Linked DNA regions of Homo sapiens: region 2 is linked to region 1. The links are chromatin loops, found by intact Hi-C in ENCODE. Cell type or tissue: OCI-LY7. All regions are shown on one strand. Links, peaks and the distances in the headings refer to the core of each region. The heading gives the core; the rest is flanking DNA. Region 1 overlaps RABGAP1L (RAB GTPase activating protein 1 like). Region 2 overlaps RABGAP1L (RAB GTPase activating protein 1 like).

The links. A loop is a pair of places that touch in the nucleus more often than their neighbours do. Peaks named below come from ENCODE experiments on the same cell type or tissue, not always from the same donor. Only the 100,000 strongest peaks of a DNase experiment are listed, where the experiment ranks them.
Region 2: it touches region 1 in a loop (2.2-fold over the local background); 3 of 110 quality-filtered maps call a loop at or near these places.

What each region holds. Positions count from the first base shown.
Region 1 is chr1:174,869,757-174,882,078 of GRCh38, forward strand. The region is part of intron 19 of RABGAP1L (RAB GTPase activating protein 1 like); the gene reads left to right. Among named protein-coding and RNA genes, the nearest start is that of RABGAP1L-AS1, 78 kb to the right of the region's middle. In OCI-LY7, for the core only: a CTCF peak has its summit at 5,344; DNase peaks (open chromatin) are centred at 2,935, 4,665, 5,695, 7,795 and 1 weaker place; H3K4me3 peaks cover 6,800 bases; H3K27ac peaks cover 7,324 bases.
Region 2 is chr1:174,937,619-174,949,940 of GRCh38, forward strand. The region is part of intron 19 of RABGAP1L (RAB GTPase activating protein 1 like); the gene reads left to right. It overlaps RABGAP1L-AS1 (RABGAP1L antisense RNA 1), which reads right to left. Exons shown (of 6, transcript NR_121196.1): 2 at 11,105-11,258; 3 at 8,206-8,276; 4 at 829-906. Among named protein-coding and RNA genes, the nearest start is that of RABGAP1L-AS1, 10 kb to the right of the region's middle. In OCI-LY7, for the core only: no CTCF peak of the experiment used is centred there; DNase peaks (open chromatin) are centred at 5,423 and 6,873; H3K4me3 peaks cover 1,423 bases; H3K27ac peaks cover 2,485 bases.

The DNA.
Region 1 (12,322 bases), core at 1,434-9,433:
CGGGTTAAGTTCTCTTGAATGAGATTAGTGCCCTTATAAAAAAAACTCCAAGGAGACCCCTTCCTCATTCTACCATGTAAGGACACAGAGAGAAGACCTCTGCCTGTGACTAGAAAACACGCTCCCACCAGACACCAAATCTGCCAGCACCTTCATCTTCCACACTCCAGAAATGTGATAAATAAATTTCTGTTGTGTATAAGTTATCCAGTCTATGGTATTTTATTCTAGTAGCAGCCCAAACAGACTAAGACAGTCACATAGCCAGTGAGTGGTGGAGCCCAGTATCAAACCAGGTTATTCTAAATTCTGGAGCCCACACTTCCTTTCTCTAATGGCATAAATGGAAGCTAGAAAGGCAGGAATTTAGTAATCTTCAATGACTGGCTTTGGCCTAATTTGTTGACCTGATATTTGCAAATTACCATAGGCTAATTTAAATCTGCCTTTGTAACTTCTGCTGTGTCCAGTATCAGTTTACCACTCTGGTCATTCTAAATTATTTTTTCCCTGTAAAAAATTATTTCACTTTGCCTATCTAAATTCAATCCATCTTTTCCATGAAGGCTTCCCCATCTGCAGAGGGACTTCATTCTATTACAGTCCTATATCACTAATTATTGTATTACATGACAGACATAGCTTTTTTTATAGTCTGTAACCTATGTATGTGTGTGAAGGAGACATCAGTGTTTGAGAAACAGCAGTGTTTGGCACATGGCTAATTCTGGTATATGTTTGCCTACTTCCTTATCCTTTAGCTTGCACACTAGAAACAGACACACCTGTTTTTTAATCCTAGCAGCTCTATTTCTAGCTGTAGGTATCGAGTCAAATCACAAAACTTCTCCATATTTTAATTATCTACAAAAAAGGAATAATTATGGTATCTAGTTTATTGATTTACAGTGAAGATGAAATGAGATTTTGTGTTTAGGACATAGTGAATACTTATTAAATATTAGCTGCCACTATTATAACTTCTTTTTTTTTTTTTTTGAGATGGAGTCTCGCTCTGTTGCCCAGGCTGGAGTGCAGTGGTGCGATCTTAGCTTACTGCAAGCTCCACCTTCCAGGCTCACGCCATTCTCCTGCCTCAGCCTCCTGAGTAGCTGGGACTACAGGCGCCTGCCACAACACCCGGCTAATTTTTTTTATATTTTTAGTAGAGATGGGGTTTCACCGTGTTAGCCAGGATGGTCTCGATCTCCTGACCTCGTGATCCACCCACCTCGGCCTCCCAAAGTGCTGGGATTACAGGCATGAGCCACCACGCCCGGCCTATTATAACATTTTTAGTAAATATTCATTGTTATAGATTATTTGTATTACTAGATTACAAAATCTGTAATCCCCCTTATGCACATTATAAGCATTTAGTAAATGTTGAGTTTTTTGTTTGTTTGTTTGTTTGTTTTTTGTTTTGAAACAGAGTCTTGCTGTGTCACCTAGGCTGGAGTGCAGTGGCGCGATCTCAGCTGATTCTCCTGCCTCAGGCTGCTGAGTAGCTGGGATTACAGGCATATGCCACCACGCCTAGATAATTTTTATACTTTTAGTAGGGACGGGGTTTCACCACGTTGGCCAAGCTGGTCTCGAACTCCTGACAGCGTGATCTGCCTGCCTTGGCCTCCCAAAGTGCTGAGATTACAGGCATGAGCCACCACACCTGGCCTGAGTTGCTTTTTTAAAATAAATAAAGATTTAATTCACATACCATCAAACTTGTCAAGTTTTAACTGCAGGTTTTAACTGCAGGATTTAACCAAGTGCCCTGCTGTAAACTGCCAGTATATAACATAATGCAGGCATGTGAGGTCCCATTGGAAAGGGAGTTATCCAGGCTGGGAGAAAAACTTGAGAGAAATGGGCACTTGCATGAAATCCTATTGCTGTTCCCTAAACCTACCCTCTGATCTTATGAAAAAACGAATATCATGTGAAATGATTTCATTTCATTTGATTGTTAGTGAAATGTTTTAAATAATTATTTGAATGCTTTAGAAATTAATGTATCGTTATTTGTAATTAGAATTCAGTTGTGCACTCTGCTCAAAATGAGACAAAGTGAAGCATTACTCATGTTTTCAGGTAAGTATGAAACTCTTCATTTTGAGTGATAACAAATATCGGTGAATGCTTACAAGCACTTGAAACATTTACTTTTGGTTAGGTAAAATTTAATGTGAATGTGATGGCGGTGGATTTTAGTTTCAAATGAGGTAAAAAGCTGAATTGTTAAAGAGTTGCATCTATTCTTTCATAGTCTGGAATCTACCTCACCCTCATTCTTTGTGGTGAGTTGCAAATGAGGCAGCAAGATACCCAGCATACCTGTTAAGCAAGTATTTATGTCCCACTGGTTTTTCTTTTTTTAGTTTAATGCTAGGTTTTTTTTTTCTTTTTTTGAACAATCTGTTTTCTGAGGTTTTGAATTTTCCTAGCAACTGCTAGGAGAGATAGGAAGGATAATGAGCTGAATGGCTGGTATTCAACACAAGAATAATGGTGTTCTTTATTTACCTTTGCATAATTTTAAAGAGAACAAGTTTACTTATCTTTTACTTGTTCTTTTCCCATTGTAAAAACTCAGTAGGTGTTACTAGACTATTCTGAAATACAAATTCTGAAAAGCTTTCTTCTGATATTTCTATGGTTTCTCATTCATATTTTCTCTTTTGTTACCTCACTTAGAGCACATGGGCTTTGTAATGTACACTGCTAAGAGTAGATAGAAACCTGCTTGGAATATTGATTTTCTGTAATTAAGAATGTATTTATAGAATTTTATCTTTCTTATAGTTCTATTTTTTTTTTTTTTAAGAGGCAGCATCTTATTCTGTCACCCAGGCTGGAGTGTAGTGGCACAATTGCAGTTCACTGTAGCCTGAACCTCCTGGGTTCCCCGCAAATAGCTGAGACTACAGGAACTTGCTACCATGCCTGGCTGATTTTTCAATTTTTTGTAAAGATGTAGTCTCACTATGTTGCCCAGGCTGGTTTTATAATACTGGGCTCAAGCAGTCCTCCTCCCTCAGCCTCCCGGGATTATGAGTGTGAGCCACCACAACCAGCCTTTCTTATAGTTATTTATCTCACTGTGAACACTGTGAACATTTTGTCATTTTGGAGATCCTTAACATTGAGTCATGTATACTTTGTGAATGTTTGCATAGAGTTACCTAGGAACATCTGGAAGAATGTTCATGAAAGATTAGAGGAGGGCCAGTCATGCAGGAGGAACAGTTTCTCCAGGGTGCTACCCATCTATATGGGGGTTGCAGAAGACCTTTCTGCCCTCTAAACCATATTTCCTTTTTTTATTTCTTTGAGACAGAGTTTTGCTCTGTCGCCCAGGCTGGAGTGCAGTGGTGCAATCTCGGCTCACTGCAACCTCTGCCTCCTGGGTTCAAGCGATTCTCCTGCCTCAGCCTCCAGGGTAGCTGGGACTACAGGCACACACCACCATGCCCGGCTAATTTTTTTGTATTTTTATTAGAGACGGGGTTTCACCATGTTGGCCAGGCTGGTCTCCAACTCCTGACCTCGTGATCCACCCGCCTCGGCCTCCAAAAGTGCTGGGATTACAGGCATGAGCCACCGTGCCTGGCCTAAGCCATATTTCTCTTGTAGTTGTTTTGTCTTTCTTTCTGTCTGATCTTGATTTTATGGGTGACGTGATGAGAATATTCAACAAGTAGAATATGAGATATAGGAAAAAGGTCTTGACTGCTACTCTCCTGAGTTGAGATAATTTTTTTTTTTTTTTTTTCCGAGATGGAATTCTCCCTCTGTCGCCCAGGCTGGAGTGCAGTGGCACAATCTTGGCTCACTGCAACCCCTGCCTCCCGGGTTCAAGTGATTCTGCTTCAGCCTCCTGAGTAGCTGGGTCTACAGGCGCGCGCCACCACGCCTGGCTAATTTTTGTATTTTTAGTAGAGGTGGGGTTTCACCATATTGGCCAGGCTGGTCTCGAACTCCTGACCTTGTGATCCACGCACCTCGTCCTCCTAAAGTGCTGGGATTACAGGTGTGAGCCACTGCGCCCGGTGAGGTGAGATAATTTTTATACTTGCTGCTTTGACTGATGTATAAAAAAATGCTACTCCCATAATGCAACTACTTTGCTGCATTGGAGAGAACACAATAGAAAAATAGCCACTTCTTATTCAAGCTTTTCTTGATTTTTGTTTCGGCTGTCTCTAAATTTGACACTTGAGAATAGATGGTTTATTTGACTCATAGTATGACCCAGGTATGCTTTTGTTAAAAAGAACAGTTCTAGGAGGATGACTGTTGGGACAAAATTAGCTACTAGTATGGAATACTCTTTCAGTGTAAAATCTCAGAACAACATTTAAAAATCATTGGAGATATTTTATTCATAAACATTTTCTTAATAAGATCCAGAAAGGGTTTATAAACCTAATAAACCTATTCGATAGGTTCTATCAAATAAACCTATTTCTATCAAATAAACCTATTTGATATCTTCTATCAAATAAACCTATTTGATAGGAGGAAATAGGAATAGGACACATTGCTTTTGACTTTCTATACCCATGTGGAAACCAGGAATCTATTCTCTCCCTCTCAATTTACATGACCATGAGGAAACTGAAACCTAGCGAAGTTAAATGACTTGCCCGGGGACGGACAGCTAGCTAGTTCCTGCTTGAACTGAGGACCATCTATTTGGTTACCGGGAGTGTGGCTGGTTTCTGTTGCCTGTTTTGATACTCTTCTCCTGGTAAGTTTTAGCTTCAAATGGTATTGTCCACACCACAGCCCTTGATCTCAGGTAATTCTCCACACCACTGCCTTTTTTTTTTTTTTTTTTTTTTTTTCCAATGCAGTTGCGTGGTGTGAAGGCGATAACTGCAGACACTCAGGTGTAAACAACCCAGGGAATCAATGGGTTGGGGGGATGGTAAAACAGGAGTTCGTAGACAGGACTGTGTACAATAGCTTCTGAAGTTTTGGAGGGTATTGGTGTAGCTGTTATTTCTGAGACCGGAGAAAATGACGGTAGAGTGACAGTTTCTCTAATCATCAGTTTTCAAAGAGTATGTTTTTCGTTGGAACCACAAATATAGTACACTTAATAAGGGGAAACGAAACCTTGAATTTTTCCTTCCCAGACTCTGAAAAGTAAAGTAAACTTTAAGGAACATTTTAAGGGTGACAAAAGGTGAAGATTGCAAATCAAACTTAGAGTGTCCCTGCTCAAGAAAATCTGTGCACTGCAGCTACAATAGAGGACCACTTGGGTTTAGAAATGACATGTTATTAATAATTCTAGTCACTGTGGCTAATTAGAACAATCTGTTGAAGGTTATAAATTATAGAAGCTTTTTAAAACATTTATCTAAGAACCTGTGTAGAATTCTAAAAGGACTGAATTATTTGAAGTTATTAGTTTCTGTGTATGTAAACTTAAACTATTTTTAAAGCCTTTGATTATTTTTCTAAAAATGTTTTTGCATGCTTATAGCCTGATGCCGTAAATGTTTTATGAGTTTAATGTACAGCACCTCTAGGTGCTATTTAAAATTGTTTTTTCTGGTCCTTTTCTTTTGGGTTATAAGGGTTCTTCGTAACCAAGAAGATTACCTATGGTTACGCTGAATGCACTCTCCCAGGGTGCATAGGCGCTGCTGAACTGCGGTTATAACTCTTGTTTGCCCCTGGGTGGTTGCCAGCAGGGAGTAAGGCATTGTGGGAAGTACTTTCTTTACCTTCCACAACAGGTGTCTTTGTCAGTGCACCTTATTCAGATATCCATGTGTGGAAGCTCTGAGTCACTGAATAGCAAAGAAAAATATGAAAGCAAGAGGAATTGCTTTCACATCTAGAAAATGTTGCAAGATAATCTGAAATCTTCTGGTGCTGGTGAATGCATGAAGAGGTTCACAGTATCTTTTAAAGTACTTCTGAAAAGATAAGGAGTTTAAAAGGTATGAACTGCCTGGACACCTTATAATGCCTTGTCTCCTGATTATCATTTAATTTTTACCTGGTTAGTCAGAGTCAGGATAAATGTGCAGGAAAAAAATGTTAACGAAAATAATGCTTAACAGACAAAGCAGCACTGTAGAACAAAAATGAAGTAAAAATGCTTTACTGACTCCAACAAGGGTCAAACACAGTTTGAAGCTGTTTTAATCTTGTGGATTTATTTAAAATATTGCATTTTTTTGTTTAAATAAGCTTATTAGATTTGCTTGTTTCCTAGCAATCAGGTGCTTTTCCCTCCTTCCTTGTGCTCGCTCTTATAAGCTAGAATGCTATAGCAGTTGTAAAACTCTACTAATTACATTTAAATGGGACAAGGTGTTATACAAGTAATCATGTTAATGTAGATGAAAAAAATACTTTTGGAAAACATGGGAAAATAACACTATAGATCTCATTCTGAGTTTTGTTTTCTGAAAAGCAAACAAATTTAGGTAACATAATCCTGCTATTGGTAATGAAGACTAAACATTTCAACTGGTTGAAATGTTTTATTTCAACTTATTTCTTTTGATTTTAGACGAACTTGCCAAATTAATTTCTAGTTCTAACAAAGAATATTTCTCATAGTAAGTACTGCAGTGTCATGATCTAGAAAAAGCAGGGAAGATACTAGCTTAATTAGGAATATTGAAAAACAACTTCAGAGAAGCCTTATCTGTCTTCCCCTTATTTTTATTTGCTTAATCCTTTTTCCATGAAATTAGTATACATTATATTTCCTGATCAAGCAACTTTGTAATGGTGATTATGGGCAACTTTCAAACTTTTCATCTGGAAATATGGCAGTTCATTTATGGTCTCCAGCTGTAATTTAAAAAGCACTACTGGTGGTTAAGCTACCAACAGTTAATGGCTATCTACTGATTTGAATAATTAAAAGAAACCCCTAGCCTTAAAGATAAAAGATGAAGAGAACTTTTATCTATGGGAGCAAAACAACCAGTTTATAAATGAGACTCTTGTATTGCTTTCTGAATAACAACACAAAACTATGCTTAAAATACTTATTTTTTTTAGTAGGAAAAGGGAGTAATGATTATTAATTGATATCGCTGTCCCTGTTTCATTTTTATGTTTTGGCATTTTTTTCTTTAACAGAAATACTCAGAGGGGAAAATTTTTTTTTTCAGACTTCAGGAGATCACTTGTACTATGAATTCTTTAAATTCTGAGAAATTAAAATGGTTTTCATCTGTTTATTTTCTAAGATTACGAAAAAATAAGCGTTAAGAACACTAAGAAAATTTACTTCTTCTCCAAGAACAATCTTCATGTAATAATACTGCAGTAAGAAGATGAGCTATTATGAAAATTTTTAATTACCAAGAACATAACACAAATCAGTTTTTTTTGTTGTTGTTATTGCTATAGGATATTTCTAGTTAGGAAACTTTATTTCTTTTTTGAAGTTTAAAGGTTTCCAAAAATTGAATTTTCCAGCTTCTCTGTTATAAATGCAGAAGGTGTTTATAGTGTATACTTCCTGCATAGATAAGAAACCTCTTTTAGTTTCCTACTGGGGGTGAATTGCTAGCCAAGCCTGTGATAGCAGCCGCTTTTTTTTTCTTTCTCTTTCTTTCTTTCTGGATTTTTGACACTCCACCCCCTCGAACTCAGGTGGGTGTGTACACTGGCACTGAGCTGCAGTAGGATTTTTCCTTGGATAGTCTGGTCTGGAGCTGGGACAGCAGCTGCTGCTGTGGAAAGGCCAGCTGGCAAGATGATGGAAGAAATCTCCATTATGGTAGCCTATGACGCCCATGTTTTCAGCCAGCTGCACGATGAAGACTTCCTCACTAGTCTGGTGGCCATCAGCAAGCCCAGGTCTATGGTAGGTGGTGCCTTGCACACTACTCTGGTTCTGTATTTTCTTTTCTAACATGATATCTATACTCCTGTAGCAACTGAGGCATAACTTGCTGTTGGCTTTGTGTTATGTCTACAGGTTTTCAAAGATTTATTTACATAATTAAACACTCATATAACAGTAGCACACTTAAAATGTTAGGCTGATGCTTTCATATATAATGAGGTTGAGAGGAATTTTAGAGTGCCAAATATCACTTTGTCTTAAGTTTCTGCCTTGTAAATATGTATATAATTATCAGGTAGGGGCTAGTTATATTTACATAGCATACAATTGAGGCTCATAGAAGTGTAACGTTTCTACCAGTGAGTAATAACATCATCTGAGAATTGAGCTACCTAAACATCAGGTAACTTTCAGGGTCTTAAATTATTACTAAGAAGAACTATTAGGAAAATAACAGTACAATTTTAGTTTGGCTTTAATATTTGTAAAAAAAATTTGCCATTCTCTCAGGATCTTAGTGTGTGTGCATGTCCTGGCATAATCAAAAACGGAAGTTCTTGCAAGTGTTTATTGTTTCTTCTCTTAGATGTCATCATTATAATGGCTATTGAGTTTAAGATATCAACGATCTATACCTCTGAAACCAACTTTTTTTTGAGATGGAGTTTCGCTCCTATTGCCCAGGTTGGAGTGCAATGGCATGTTCTTGGCTCACCGCAGCCGTTGCCTCCTGGGTTCAAGCAACTCTCCTGTCTCAGCCTCCCTAGTAGCTGGGATTACAGGCATGCGCCACCATGCCTGGCTAATTTTGTATTTTTAGTAGAGATGGGGTTTCTCCATGTTGGTCAGGCTGGTCTCAAACTCCTGACCTCAGGTGATCCGCCTGCCTCACCTCCCAAAGTGCTGGGATTACAGGCATAAGCCACCACGCCCGGCCCCCAAAATCAACTTTTTAACTACAATTGTAGTAACTTCTTATTATATTTAATATGACTCATCACAAACAACAGAATGAAAGAGTATATCATAACATTTAAACCTAACTAATATGAAGACCTACTTCTCTATTTTAAGGCACAGGAACCTTAAAAACATGGCTATTTCTTGAAACAACAAATTACAAAAAATAAAAATAAAAAAATAAAGGAGAAAGCTATAGATTGATTTTAAAAGACTTAAGGGTTATATCAACCAGATGCAATAAATCAACGTTGTTTAAATGCTAATTTGAACAAAGTATAAAAAGAACTGTAAGATAATTGAGAAAAATTTGAATTTGACCACTCATTAGGTATTTAATAATGATATTAAGAGAATTATGTAATTTTTTGTGCATTGTTTTTTTTTTTTTTTTTTTTTTTTTGACATGGAGTCTCCCTCTTGTTGCCCAAGCTGGAGTACAGTGACACGATTTCAGCTCACTGCAACCTCCGCCTTCTCAGGTTCAAGTGATTCTCCTGCCTCAGCCTCCTGAGTAGCTGGGACTACAGGCACCTGCCAACACGCCTGGCTGTTTTTTTTTTTTTTTTTTAAGATGGAGTCTCGCTCTGTTTCCCAGGCTGGAGTGCAATGGCACGATCTCAGATCACTGCAACCTCCGCCTCCCATGTTCAAGTGATTCTCCTGCTTCAGCCTCCCAAGTAGCTGGGACTACAGGTGCACACCACCATGCCCAGCTAATTTTTGTATTTTAGTAGAGACAGGGTTTCACCATGTTGGCCAGGGTGGGCTCAAGCTCTTGATCTTGTGATCTACCCGCCTCGGCCTCCCAAAGTGCTGGGATTACAGGCGTGAGTCACGGTGCACAGCCTTTTTTTTTGTATTTTTAGTAGAGACGGTATTTCATCATGTTGGCCAGGATGGTCTCAAACTTCTGACCTCATGATCCACCCACCTTGGCCTCCCAAAGTGCTGGGATTGCAGGTGTGAGCCACTGCACCCGGCTGATACTATGATTTTTTTAAATGGTCATTTAGAGATATATATTGAATAGTTTTGGATGAAATGTCTGCAGAGATTCAAAATGAACCAGTAGATTATGTGTTGATAATTATTGAAACTGGGTGATAAGTATTAATACATAGTGATTCATTATATTCTCTCCACTTTTGTAGAGATGCAGTTTAAAAGAATCAGCTGGAAGACAAAAAAAAGCAAAAAGATTTGCAAAAAGCAAAACAGATATAAAACTGTAATATAATCAATAAAACTGTAATATACTCAGCCAGGTGTGGTGGACCACTCCTGTAGTCCCAGCACTTCGGGAGGCTGAAGCAGGCAGATCACTTGAGGCCAGGAGTTCAAGACCAACCTGGCCAACATGGTGAAACCTTGTCTCTACTAAAAATAACAAAGATCAGCCAGGCATAGTGGCGCATGCCCATAATCTCAGCTACTCAGGAGACTGAGGCATGAGAAATGCTTGAACCCAGGAGGTGGATGTCACGGTGAGCTGAGACAGAGCAAGACTCTGTCTCAAAAAAAAAAAAAGGAAAAAAAAACACCATAATATCTTTCTGGAAGTGTTAATAGAGAAACATCTGACCTGTTGCATGCTTTCCTTGTATAATATACATAATTTATGTTTTTATAATTACATATATTATATGAAGATTATTGCCAACCCCCTAGTTAACTACAATATACACTATAACTGAATCAGGATAGGATAATCCACGGTTGTAGATAATCTTTAAATTTTATTTTAGTCATTGATTTTACAATATTCCAACATGAAAGCTTATCCAGAGAATTCAGAATATGGCCACGTGCTGTGACTCATGCCTGTAATCTCAACACTTTGGGAGGCCAATGCAAGAGGAAGAGGATTCCTTGAACCCAGGAATTCAAGACCAGCGTAGGCAACATAGAGAGACCTCATCTCTACAGAAAAAAAAAAGAGGATCTTGAGAGGACCATCATAAATAAACAGAATTCTCTTTTTTTTTCTTTTCTTTCTTTCCTTCTTTCTCCCTCCCTCCCTCCCTCTCTTCCTTCCTCCCTGCCTCTCTTCCTTTTTTGAGACAAGGTCTCACCATGTCACCAAGGCCTGAGTGCAGTGGTGTGATCATAGCTCACTGCAGCCTCAAAGTCCTGGGCTCAAGCAGTCTTCCCACCTCAGCCTCTCCTGAGTAGCTGGGACTACAAGTGCACATCACTGCCCCCGGCTAATTTTTTTTTAAAGAGGTAGGGTCTTGCTATGTTGCCCAAGCTGGTTTTGAACTCTTGGGCTCCAGCAATCCTCCCACCTCAGCCTCCCAGAGTGGTGGGATTACATGTATGAACCATCACACCCAGCCAAGAGCCTCTTAAGAGGTCTGAGCTGAGTCTTCAAAAACTAACAGGAGTTTTCTAGGCCAAAGGAGAAAAGAAACAAATACAGAGATGTGAAGCAGCAGAGTATAGAGGACAGTGATGGCTGAAGAGGTGGACAGTGACCAAGTCATAGGGAACATCCTATGCTCAATAAGTATAGGACGTTGTGTGTTTGTATGTGTATGGACGCAGGCACATAAGAGACTGGGAGGGAGAAAAAAATGAATGAATTAATATAAATGTGCTTATCAGGAAACACTCTTCCATTTGTAGATTGTGTGTATATTATGGCTCAATGCAACCCTAGCTGCACCAAAGGGAATTCCCACTCCTAACCCTGTAGCTCATTTTTAAATAGAATTTGTTGACTAATATGGAAAAGCCTTGGAGTTCTGATAGAAACACATAATATTGTTTTATATATCAAACTTTTAAATAATGCAGATCTTGGGGTATTATAAAACTTTCTGAAGATATTTAGTTTTATCAGATTTGAAATTTAAAATCGTCTTTTGGAGGTAATATTTGGGTTTGGTTCATCTGGAAAAGTTATTCTAAAATTGTGCAAGATAAAAATATATATCATTTGCTTTTTTTTTTTTTTTTTTTTTTTTAAATATGGAGTCTCGCTCTGTCACCTAGGCTGGAGTACAGTGGCACGATTTGGGATCATTGCAACCTTCGCCTCCTGGGTTCAAGCAATTCTTCTGCTTAAGCCTCCCCAATAGCTAGGATTGCAGGTGCTAGCCACCATGCCCAGCTAATTTTTGTATTTTTAGTGGAGACAGGATTTCACTATGTTGGCCAGGCTGGTCTTGAACTTCTGACCTCAAGTGACCCGCCCGCCTCAGCCCCCCAAAGTGCTGGGATTATAGGTGTGAGCCACCATACCTGGCCTCATTTGCTTTTAATTCCATGTTGAATTTTTTGCTTTGAGATGAACATTTTTTCATCAAACATTTTGTTTTTTTGTTTTGAGATGCAGTTTCGCACTTGTTGCCCAGGCTGGAGTGCAATGGCATGATCTCAGCTCACCGCTATCTCTGCCTCCCGGGTCCAAGAGATTCTCTTGCCTCAGCCTCCTGAGTATCTGGGATTATAGGCATGCGCCACCATGCCTGGCTAATTTTGTATTTTTAATAGAGACGGGGTTTCTCCATGTTGGTCAGGCTGGTC
Region 2 (12,322 bases), core at 1,933-9,932, 68 kb after region 1:
AATATATATATATATATCTTGCAGTTAGAAACTGTCATAAATGTATTACAGTGCTTGGTGCTGGTTTGTTTTGTTTTGTTGTTTGTTTGTTTGTTTGAGATGGAGTCTTGCTTTATCACCCAGGCTGGAGTGCAGTGGCACGATCTCAGCTCCCTGCAACCTTCACCTCCCGGGTTCAAGTGATTCTCCTGCCTCAGCCTCCCAAGTAGCTGGGATTACAGGCGCCCGCCACCAAGCCCAGCTAATTTTTTTTTCTTTCTTTTTTTTGTATTTTAGTAGAGATGGGGTTTCATCATGTTGGTCAGGCTGGTCTCAAACTCCTGACCTCGTGATCTGCCCGCCTCAGCCTCCCAAAGTGCTAGGATTACAGGCATGAGCCACCGTGCCTGTCACATTTCAGGTTATTAATGAGTATATTTCCCTTGAGCTAAAAGCATATAACACAGATTTCCATCTATAAATAATTTTACATATGTATTCCAAAGCCCTTGGATGTAGAGGGGAAATGGGTAATATTTAGCAAATTCCAGCCTGTCCTTTTCAATTACTAAAGAAATACAGGTATACCTCACTACTTGAATTCAGGTGATTTGGATAGCAATACTGTATGTCTGTAGATTTCTCTGCTAAGGCTTATGTCTAGATTTTACCACATTCACCAGGCTTAGTGTTCCCACCCTGTGGGTAGCTGACATCTTCACATAGTTTCTTGTAATAAAATATAATTAAATAGTGTTTAAATGTTAAATTAGATTCTTCCTCCCTCTCTTTCCCTTTCTCCATCCATCCTCAGTTTAATTAGTTACCCAGTACTTTTTCCACACCCACCATTTGGAGGAAGTTTGTGACAGAGTGAGTTGATGAGGGTACTTTTGATTTCACTGTGTTTCCTATTGCAGTCATTCTCTGAAAAATGATCAAAGACATTGGAATTATGAAAGACAGCAACAGACTCGGCTTCAGAAGATCCCATTGAGTGTTTTTCCTTGCGCTAGTTATATAGTCAGTTTCCCCCTTGTAAATTATTACAGTGGGGGATTTATTAGGGAAAACATCATTTAAAAATTTTAACGGCCGTGATAAACTGTCATTTGCAGTTCTCAGCTGACAGTCAAACAGCTGCAATCTGTTAGTGAGCTTTTACTTTCAGCTGCCAGAGGTCTTTCAACTCCTGTTCCCCTGGAAATGAGGAGGGCTGGGCTGGACGCATAGAAGGGAAGTGAGGGTTGAAATACACATTTTCCCATACCATATTTTTCATGCCTCCCCACAGTTTCCATAGAAATGGGAACATAAATAACACCCCACCCCAGACTTTGAAGAGCAATCGTTTATGTGTAAACTGCAGTAGATGGACCTTAAAGAGGCACACAAAATAAGCTAATCTTAGGGTCTTTCCTTTACTTGTGTTTGGCCAAGCCTAATTTCAGATAGATTCTCATTTGATTTACTCTGTACTTAAAAAATGATTCGATTTTTTTAAATCAATTTTTAGAAAGTTTGATATTACCTTTTTTTCTGAAATGAGAATTATCTTGAACATACTTTGATTGATAGGTATATATCTGTTGTTTATGTGTTAAAAATCTAGCAAGCTTGGTGTTCTAACTTTCCTCTCATGTTTGTTCTATCCAAGATTAAAGAAATGAATTTTGGGCCAGGTGTAGTGGCTCATGCCTGTAATCCCAGCACTTTGGGAGACTGAGGCAGGCAAATCACTTCAGATGAGGAATTTGAGACCAGCCTGGCCAACATGGCGAAACCCCGTCTCTACTAAAAAAGTACAAAAATTAGCTGGGTGTGGTGGTGCGTGCCTGTTACCATCTACTTGGGAGGCTGAGGCAGAAGAATTGCTTGAACCCAAGAAGCGGAGGTTGCAGTAAGCTGAGATTGCGCCAGCCTGGGTGATACAGCGAGACTCTGTCTCACAAAAAAAAAAAAAAAGAAAAAAAGAAATGAGTTTTGATTTAGGGAATGCTCCAATTGCATAGTATAAAAGGTCTTCTCAAATAGTCTTATTCTTATGCATTATTTTAGAAATTGCCCCACAGAACAGAGGTAATTATTGGCTCTGTCAAACATATCAGAGAAAACTTCCAAATTTAATTGGTTATCACAATTTTCTCATTTAGGTAACAAGAATATCCTATGTTAAATGCATTTCTATGTTTTTCCACTTATCAGCTCTGTGTCATCACATATTTCCTGTAACACCCGTACTTGAGGAAAATGTATGGGCATAGTCTTTATCTGTTTCTTTTATTCCAACATTTAACTAATTAACAAATTCCATTTGAATCATGAGACAGTAAGAATATGTGTAATTGAGTAAATCTGCTTTAGGCATCTACTAAGTATTCAGCTTTATGTTAGGTTGCAGTAGATACCAACTGTAAGTAAGGCAGAATTTTTTCCTTAAGGCATCCCAATGGAGTTTGGAAAATTCATACCCCAGGAATAGCTCATAACAGCCATATGTGATTATTACATGAGTGACATAGACTGATTCCCATGACTAGGAAAACTTGTTTCCTTTCCCTTTCTACTGTCACCTTTTTCACAAAGTCCCTTTCTCCTGATTTATTTTCATAACTTCCTAAATGTCCTTTCAATTGCTACCTTTCTCCTTTTGTTTGTTTGTTTGTTTCTTTTTTTTTTTTTTCTGAGACAGGATCCTGCTCTGTCACCCAGGCTGGAATGCAGTTGCACGATCAATCATAGCTCACTGCAACCTCAAACTTATGGGCTTAAGGGATTCTTCTGCCTCAGCCTCTGGAGTAGCTGGGACTACAGGCACATACCACTGACCATGCCTGGCTAATTTTTTTTTAAAATTTTTTGTAGAGATGGGGTCTCGCTTTGTTGCCCAGGCTGGTCTTGAACTCTTGAGCTCAAGTGATCCTTTCATCTCAGCCTCCCAAAATACTAGAATCACAAGCGTGAGCCACTGCACCTAACCCTTTCTTCTTTTCTTTATCTTCCCTTCTACTTTAGCATATACATGATTTCCAGATTCATATTTGTAAAACCAGTCTTGATCCTTTTACTATTTTAAAACCTCAGTGATCTCTTCACATCATTGTGACAAGATTTTTCTTTTAAAAGACAGTTCTAACGTCAGATATTCTGCCTCATAAGCCTGGCTACCAAAACAATCCAAAAACTTTTATTATTTTAGGTTCTTTCATATTCCAAATTGCTTCTCATATCCAGAATGGATGCAAACATCTGTTAAGACCATCTGCCTGGTTTTTATTTCAGAAAATATGGTCACTGAGCTAGCAACTACCAAAATAGGTTCATGCTTTCAGCGATTGGCAGCAACCTAGACAGTCTTCATTCTGGCTTCAGTGTATTCCTTCCGGCCTGCTCTGCAGGTACCTTATGCCAGGTCATCTAGCTCCTCACCCAAACAGAACTGCTTAGCACATTCAGTAGGCCCACATTTTGTAGCTCCATGCCTTTGCTTACAGAAGTTTCCTTTAGGTATGAGGAAAGATAGAAGCAATAACAAGTTGTTCCTTCCATCTGGAACTTCTTGTCCCTCCCTATACCCCTCTCATAGCCCTATCCTACTGTAATACAATCTGTAATTTACATTAAAACACCCCAGTCTACACAGCGTGTTAGTTAGTCTACACCTTGGATGTGAGTGATTAACATTTGAAACACTGATAAGGGAATACATAGTGTAAGGGTAGTTGTTTGGCATTGGAAATACCCTAATGAGGAGATAACTACTGTAAATTTAACCTGCTTATCTTTAAATCTACACCAGAGAGTTTTCTAGTTAGCATAAAGGATGTCAGAAATAATTTCAAATTGGATTGATTAGAAATACCATACAGGTTCCTCTGGCACATGAATTGCTCATAAGATTCTGGCAAGCCAGGTAGCCTAATGCCTGCACAGTGTCACCCGAGGCAGAGCACTGTTCGGGCCTGTTGACTATCACCTAACAGAAGATGCTTCCTACCTGGTAGAAAGGTAGTGAGGAGACCTATGGCCATGCCTGTCTTCAGTCTTTGGAGGCACTGATATATACCCTCCTCCTCCCCCACCAAAACGAAACAAAACAAAACAAAACAAAACAAAACAAAACCCTGACACTTCGGAATGGTCAATAGCAAAACCTCCCTCCAGGACGATGCTTACATGCTATCTCTTCCTTAAAGTCTATCCTAAATTTCCTGATGGATTTGTGAACTCATTCTCCTCTACACCATCATAGAATGAGGCTTATATTTCTGTTATGGCATTAATAAAATTTTAAAATTTATTGTAAGTTTCTTGATGAAAGGACTGTGTCATAACTTTCTTTGTATCCCACATAGCATGTGGCATAGTGTCTTGTACACAGTAGATATTTATTATAATGAGCACATGCATGTACTTACCAATTCTGTAAGGAACAGATCCAGCTTTGGGTCATAGGGACACTGGGAGCCAATGTGTGAGTTCTTAGAGTTCCATTAATTCACTGTTCATAGTTCTAAGGGAGTCAGGAGTAATTGTCCATAACTACATGGCTCTAGTTAGCCATTAGTGCAAAGACACACTGGGACTGATGTCAACAGCAGAGGAAAGTAGTGCTGTCTATGTTGTCTTCTTTCAGAAACTCATACCTAAATGTATTTCATACTGCTGTTCGGCCAAATCTGGCTCTAGATAATAAAGAAGGACAAATATTTAGGGCAGTTATTTCTCTTGTTCTATATTTCCTAGCCAATTTGAAGCAGTATATATAACTAACCAAGTACACCAGGAGAAAAGTAAAGGAGGTGCAATTATAGCACACAGATTTAAAAAACAAAGCAAAATAAAACATTTAATGTTAGTAAGATGATAGTATAGTATAATAGTTCAAAGCAAGGATATTAAACCCAGACTGCCTGGGTTCAAATTAATCCCCACTTTACTAGCTGTGTGGCCTTGGGCAAGCTATTTAACCTTTCTGTGCCTTTGTTCTTCTTCTGTAAAATGAAGATGATAGAACAGCACCTACTTCAGAGATGTGAGGCTAAAATGAATTCATACATGTAAAGCATATAGCACTCAGTGCCTGGCACATAGGAAGTGCTGGATGTGTTTGCTGTTCCTGCAGTGATATGGTTAAATCATAGCTCCAAAGGCAGAAGTATGCTAATTTCAGTCAGTGTGCAGTCCTTCTGTCTGTGTGCTTTGCAGTTCTCCGCCTCCAACTGAGTAATCTTAATGCCTTGAAGCCCCCAAATATTGGTGCTTATACCTTTCTTGTGGAACCTGTCACATTCTACCCTAAATTATATAATTATTTGTAAGCTCCTTAAAAGCAGAAACTATCTTCTTTGTCTTCCTCTCAGCACCCAGCAGAATGATTACATAACAGCCTTGCTTACACAATAGCTCTTTGCTAACTATTTGGGGAAACTATGAACCTCTGTGAGGTTGGTCCCTGGAGGCCCTGCACCTTGGACTGGTTCCTGTGTACCTCTCGTACTCTTCAGCTAGCAATCCCTCTCCTCACTGTGCTCCAGCAACTGGCCTTAAGTCCCTTAAACATGCATCCTTTTCCAAAACTGGCTTGATGTGTGTGTGACCTGTGCAGTCACATAGGTCCTCATACTTGGTTGAATGCTCTATCACTAGCTTGAAATTCTTAGTTTTTGTGTTCAATTTTTATCTTGCACTGAGCCTGCAAATTATGTAGCCGGTCTTGCTCTTGGTCATCCTGTGCTCATTGTTCCCTGTGCCTGGAACACCCTTTCTCCCTAATCCTCACTGGCTAACCTACTCTTCAAGGCTCAGCTTCATTGTCATTCCTCAGAGAAGCAATAAAAATTAGAGCCATGTATTAGTATCCCTCCACATTTTCTTCTCCCTCAGAGCACTTAACTTACTTTGTAAATACAGTATTTATTTATATTGTGATTATTTCTTTTAAGACTTTATCCCAGGCTGGGTGCGGTGGCTCATGCCTGTAATCCCAGCACTTTGGGAGGCTGAGGTAGGCGGATCACGAGGTCAGGAGTTCGAGACCAGCCTGGCCAACATGGTGAAACCTGGTCTCTACTAAAAATACAAAATTAGCCAGATGTGGTGGCGGGCACCTGTAATCCCAGCTGCTCAGGAGGCTGAGACAGGAGAAACCCTTGAACCCAGGAGGTGGAGGTTGCAGTGAGCCGAGATCACGCCACTGCACTCCAGCCGGCGCGACAGTGCGAGACTCCATCTCAAAAAAAAAGACTTTCTCCCCACCAGACTGTAAACTCCTCCAGGGGATAGACTGTGCCTTTGTTCCAGGACGGCTTTACCTGCTACATAGTAAATAGTAAATAAATATTTGTTGAGTGAGTGAATGAATAAATCATTTTTAGAAATGCCAAGTTGTGGCCAGATGCAATGGCTCACGCCTATAATCCCAGCACTATGGAAGGCTTAGGTGGGCGGATCACTTGGGGTCAAGAGTTCAAGACCAGCCTGGCCAACATGGCGAAACCCTGTCTCTACTAAAAGTATAAAAAAATTAGCCAGGTGTGGTGGTGTGCACCTGTAATCCTAGCTACTTACTCGGGAGGCTGAGGCCGGAGAATCGCTTGAACCCAGGAGGTGGAGCTTGCAGTGAGCCAAGATTACTCCACTGCATTCCAGCCTGGGCAACAGAACAAGACTGTCTCAAAAAAAAAAAAAAAAAAAAAGCAAAGTTGTATGGATAAGCTTTTCTTCCCAAGCTAAAAAGTTGATGTATAAAAATAGCAATTCAAGGCCAGGTGTAGTGGCTTACACCTGTAATGCCAGCACTTTGGGAGGCCAAAGTGTACAGATCACTTGAGCCCAGGAGTTCAAGACCAGCTGGGGCAACACAGTGAAACCCCACCTCTACAAAGAAATCAGCCAGGCTTGGTGACTTACACCTGTGGTCCCAACTACTCAGGAGGCTGAGGTGAGAGGATTTCTTGAGCCTGGAAAGTCAAGGCTGAAGTGAGCTGTGATTGCACCACTGCACTCCAGCCTGAGCAACAGAGTGAGACCCTGTCTCAAAAAATTAAAAAAAAAAAAAAAAAAAAGTCAGTGCAATCTTCATGCAATTTAATATTGCTAGTGATGACTTTTAACCAGTTCTACTTACTGTCTTTATAGATGGATGAATACAGTAAAATTCCCCATTTTTCTTTTCCACTGTTTGTTCTTCTCATATAATCTGGTATAGTAAAGTTGAATCTCTCTAAAGTCAGATTTACTCAGGTTGTCTTATACATTAGTTTCAAATTAAATTTCTTAGAGCATAAATGTCTACAGCCTTCTGTCTCTTGTATTTTTAGCAAGCGACATGTATTTACTTTTGATCTAATTGCCAGCGACAATTGACATAAAAGTAATGCTTCAGGTTTCTTAGCATTTTATGGTGGAAAGGCCAGTACTATGATAATGAAGTTAACACTTGATAATAATAGAGAACAGTGTCCTACTTGGTTTTCCCATCATTCTTTCTCTCCTCTCTTATTGTCTGTGTTCAAATAGTTTAATTAACTCACTCTGAATGCACAGCTGTATCAGCTTTCTGTGGTCCAATTTTGGAACTATATCTGTTTATTCTACTCCCTGGAATCACACCAATACAATTCAACATGTAACCAGATTTAATGCTTGCCATCTTACTGTCTCAATTTTTAGTGCTTGGTAGTCATTCCATTACTCTCCAAATACTGTACTAAAATTTTTAAGTGATAAATTTCTAACCAAAAACTTATTTACAAATGGATTTCTACTTGAGATTTACAATGGATTTTGAGCACCTCCCCCAAAAGAAATAAAAAACATCCAACATGGTATACTAACTTGATATTATTGCTTCTTAATTTTTGCAAAGAGGAAAAGAATCAGAATTTGCATAATTTAGCCCCACATTGAGAATAATCAATACAGTGAGAGAAGAATTTTTATTGCTTAAAAGAAAAACAGGCTAAATGTCCTTTTTTTTTTTCCTTCAAGTGTAAGGAATCTGAGAAAAACAGATTTTAAAACCAATAGAAGGAATGGTTATGATCCAGCAGCAACTGCTGCATGTGGGTGAAGAAAAGAACCCAGCATTATTTGTACAAATCCATAAGGGATGCAGTGGGAACAGAAAGAAACAAGGAAGTATAGGAAATAGAGAAGAAGGGCACTCAGTGAAGATGTAGGCCTCAAAAAATGTTCCATCTAAGCACTGACTGATTCCAGTACCTTAAGGTGATCTGCTTTAAGCTATAAATCTTCTGAGTGGTTTATGCTCTCAATGCTTTTTTTTCAGAAGGCTGTGAGAGGAGGAAAAATATATTATTTTCAGTCTGCCCCCTCTTAAGACTTTATGGAATTTTAAGCAGGCTTCTCCTAGAGTTAAATTCCTGATTCAACCACCCCAGAGTCTATTTGGCTATCTGTCTCTCTCTCTCTCTCTTTTTTTTTTTTCCTAGCTTGCCCAGAAAGATTAAAGTAAAGGTATTCTTTCTTTTTCTTTTTTCTTTTTAATCTCCTACGTTATGCCTGGTAATGTGGCAGATATCTTAGGTTCATTACCTCTCAGTTATGCATTAACAGCACCTCCATCCTTGAGCTGATTAGCTCAGTTAACTGCTGCAGGCTACTGACGAGGCTTATCAAAGGTCCTAGGTTTGAGAGCTATGCATGTTGGCTAGATGACAGGCAATGTAGATGATAGTCATGTAACATAGTGTATGACTAAGGCTTTAACTTTGGTGTCAAAAAGACCTTTTGGGTAGCTGGGTGCAGGGGCATGTTCCTGTAGTCCCAGCTACTTGGGAGGTTGAGTCAGGAGGACTTCTTGAGCCCAGGAGTTCATAGCCAGCCTGGCAACATAGTGAGACCCAATCTCTTAAAACAAAAGCCTATAGGGTCTGTCATTATTATAGGGCCTGTGTGTGTTACTTAGTCTTTCTTGGTTTACTCAATTTATAAAACGGATATAGTAACACCCAGTTTCTTTGTGAGGCTTAAGAAATATAAAAAATGCTAAATGATGGCTGGGCACTGTGGCTCACGCCTGTCATCCTAGCACTTTGAGAGGCCGAGGCAGGTGGATCACCTGAGGTCAGGAGTTTGAGACCAGCCTAGCCAACATGGTAAAACCCCATCTCTACTAAAAATACAAAAATTAGCCAAGTGTGGTGGCAGGCGCTTGTAATCCCAGTTACTCGGGAGGCTGAGGCAGGAGAATCGCTTGAACTCAGTGGGCAGAGGTTGCAGTGAGCCGAGATCATGCCACTTCACTCCAGCCTGGGCAAAAGAGCGAGACTCCATCTCAAAAAAAAAAAAAAAAAATATATATATATATATATATATATGTGTGTGTGTGTGTGTGTGTGTGTGTGTGTGTGTGTGTGTATATATATGTATATATATATGTATGTATGTGTTCAGTGCTTAGGTCAGTGCTGCAGCATGCATTTTGTGCTCAATTAAAGGAGATGGTCATCGTAGTTGTTTGTGTTACCCTATTACAAAACATAAACAATTCAAGTTCTGAGTAAGAGGTTTAAGTAAATTGCTCATAAAATTATATAGCTAGTATTTGGCAGAGAAAGTTTTCAAATGCAAGCGTGTTTAATTTTTTTCTTTTTTTTTTTTTCAGACAGTTTCACTGAGCTAATTTTTGTATTTTTAGTAGAGACAGGGTTTCACCATGTTGATCAGGCTGGTCTCAAACTCTCAAACTCCTGACCTCAGGTGATCCACCTGCCTCAGCCTCCCAAAGTGCTGGGATTATGGGATTACAGGCGTGAGCTACCATGCCCAGCCAAGCCTGTTTAATTTCTTTCTTTCTTTCGTTTTTTTGTTGAGATGGAGTTTCGCTCCTGTCACCCAGGCTGGAGTACAATGCCGCGATCTTGGCTCACTGCAGCCTCAGCCTCCTGGGTTCAAGCGATTCTCCTGCCTCAGCCTCCCGAGTAGCTGGGATTATAGGCATGAGCCACTGTGCCTGGCTAATGTTTTTGTATTTTTAGTAGAGATGGGGTTCCACCATGTTGGCCAGGCTGGTCTCAAACTCCCGACCTCAGGTGACCTACTTGCCTCAGCTTCCCAAAGTGCTGGGATTACAGGTGTAAGCCACCGCACCCAGCCAGCCTGTTTAATTTCTAAACCACCTCAAATAAAGTATCAAAGAGAAACTGCTGTTCAAATAATTGTGCTCGAAGAATATGGTTTTTCTCTTCTTTAAAACTTGATTTTATTCTTATATCCAAGCTGCTTATATAAATAGATTCTTGAAATATTTTGGGACACTAAAATAGTCCTTCCTGATCTTACAAATTTCTTCTCTCCTAAAATTTATGTATAAATTGGTTGTTTGAAACTCAGAATGGATATTCCCTTAGGAAGTGGTGGTTGTGTTCTCAGGCCAATTCATAAAAGCTTCTCTAGCCTGTCTCTTCTCCCTTTCTAGTGCTTAATGTTTAGTTCAGTGGTTTTCAGATGGACAGTATATCAAAACTGCCTGAGTAGCTTTGTAAAGATAAAGGTACTTGAACAAAAAAAAAATGAGAAAGAATGAGTAAGACCTCGTGTATGATAGCGCAGCAGGATGACTATAGTCAATAATAATTAATTGTACATTTAAAAATAACTAAAAGAGTATAATTGGGCTGGGTGCAGTGGCTCACATCTGTAATCCCAGCACTTTGGGAGGCTGAGGAGGTCAGATCACTTGAGCCCAGGGTTTCAAGACCAGCCTGGTCAACATAGCGAGACCCTGTCTTTACAAAAAATACAAAAAATTAGCCAGGTATGGTGGCGGGTGCTTGTAGTCCCAGCTACAGGCTAAGAGGTGGGACTATCACTTGAGCCCAGGAGGTCGAGGCTACAGTGAGCGGCACTGCACTTCAGCCGCAGCCACAGAGCGAGACCCTGCCTCAAAAAAAAAAAAAAAAAAAAAAAGGAGTGTAACTGGATTCTTTGTAACACAAAGGATCAATGCTTGAGGGGATCGCTACCCCATTTTACCTGATTTGATTATGACACATTACATGCCAGTTTCAAACTATCTCTTGTACCCCATATATAGATTAAATTACTATGTATCCACAAATATTAAGATTAAAAAAAAGATAAAGGTGACTGATCATACCTCAGATCTTCTGAATCAGAATTTTAGGGTGAATGTGCTCGATCCATCCCAGCAGAAGCCTGAGGCAGGGGAGGCATGATGTAGTAAAGGTACTAGAAGAAGTCCTGTGTGGCTGGAGCAGAGACCGGTTGTCTTTAAACTCTTGATTGTGATCCTTGTGAATGAAAGTCATATGAGCCGATACCACCAATATATGTATATTCATTTTTAAATAAATTAGCCACCTGTACTACAATAAGCACAAATATTTTTTAAAAGATGAAATAAAAATAGTCCTTCCTGACTATTTTCATATTCTAAAAACAGAACATGAAATTCTAATAATCACCTTTTGCTTTCTGTACCTATTTGGATAGTTTTATGTACTTTCTGGGATGGACAAACCACACTTTTGCAAAATATAGGCAAAGAGAGTGAAGGGAAGGTAGATAGAGACTAGATTCTGTAGGACCAGCAGAGCCAAGTATTTCTCTATCCTAAGTGCAATAGGAAGCAATTGGAAAATGTTAGGAAGGAAAATGATGTCAGATTTGCATCCTGGAAAAAATTACTTTGGCTGCCCAATAGCAAAAAGATTTAGTACAGCAACTATGAACATGGGGAGTCCACTTTGGAATTTATGGCACTAGTTCTGATGAAAGGTGATTATGCCTTGAATTGGGCATTGCCAGTGAAGTTTAAAAGAAAAACAAGATAGATATTTTTGAGGCGTACAGTATAGAATCTAGTGATGGATTGCCTGAGCATTGGTTGGGGGAGCAGACAATGGTGACTTGTGGGTTTCTGGCTTGAGCTTCTGGATGGAAGATGAACAGTGGGAGAAGAACAAATTGGGGGTAGAAGGTGGGGTATTAGTCCAGGTTTAAATATCTTGAATGTTAACCATCCAAATGATGATAGGAAGTTCACAATTGGATATGCAGGCTAAGCTTAGTAGAAGTTCTGGGCAGAAAACTATAAATTTAGGAGTTGTCAACACATAGTACAGAAATTCCTCTACCTCCAGATATTATTTATTGATAGGAAATATCTAAAGCAGAAGTGCCAAGGAGTTCCACAAAAATATTATACAAGATTAGACTTACAGGACTGAAGATGAGGAATTAAAAATGAACAGGTAAGCAGATTCTATAAAATGCAAGTCTCCCAAAATTGCTACAGCATTGGGACCACAGCTTATACTAGAATGTGGCAAATAAAGTACAAATCAGTATTTCA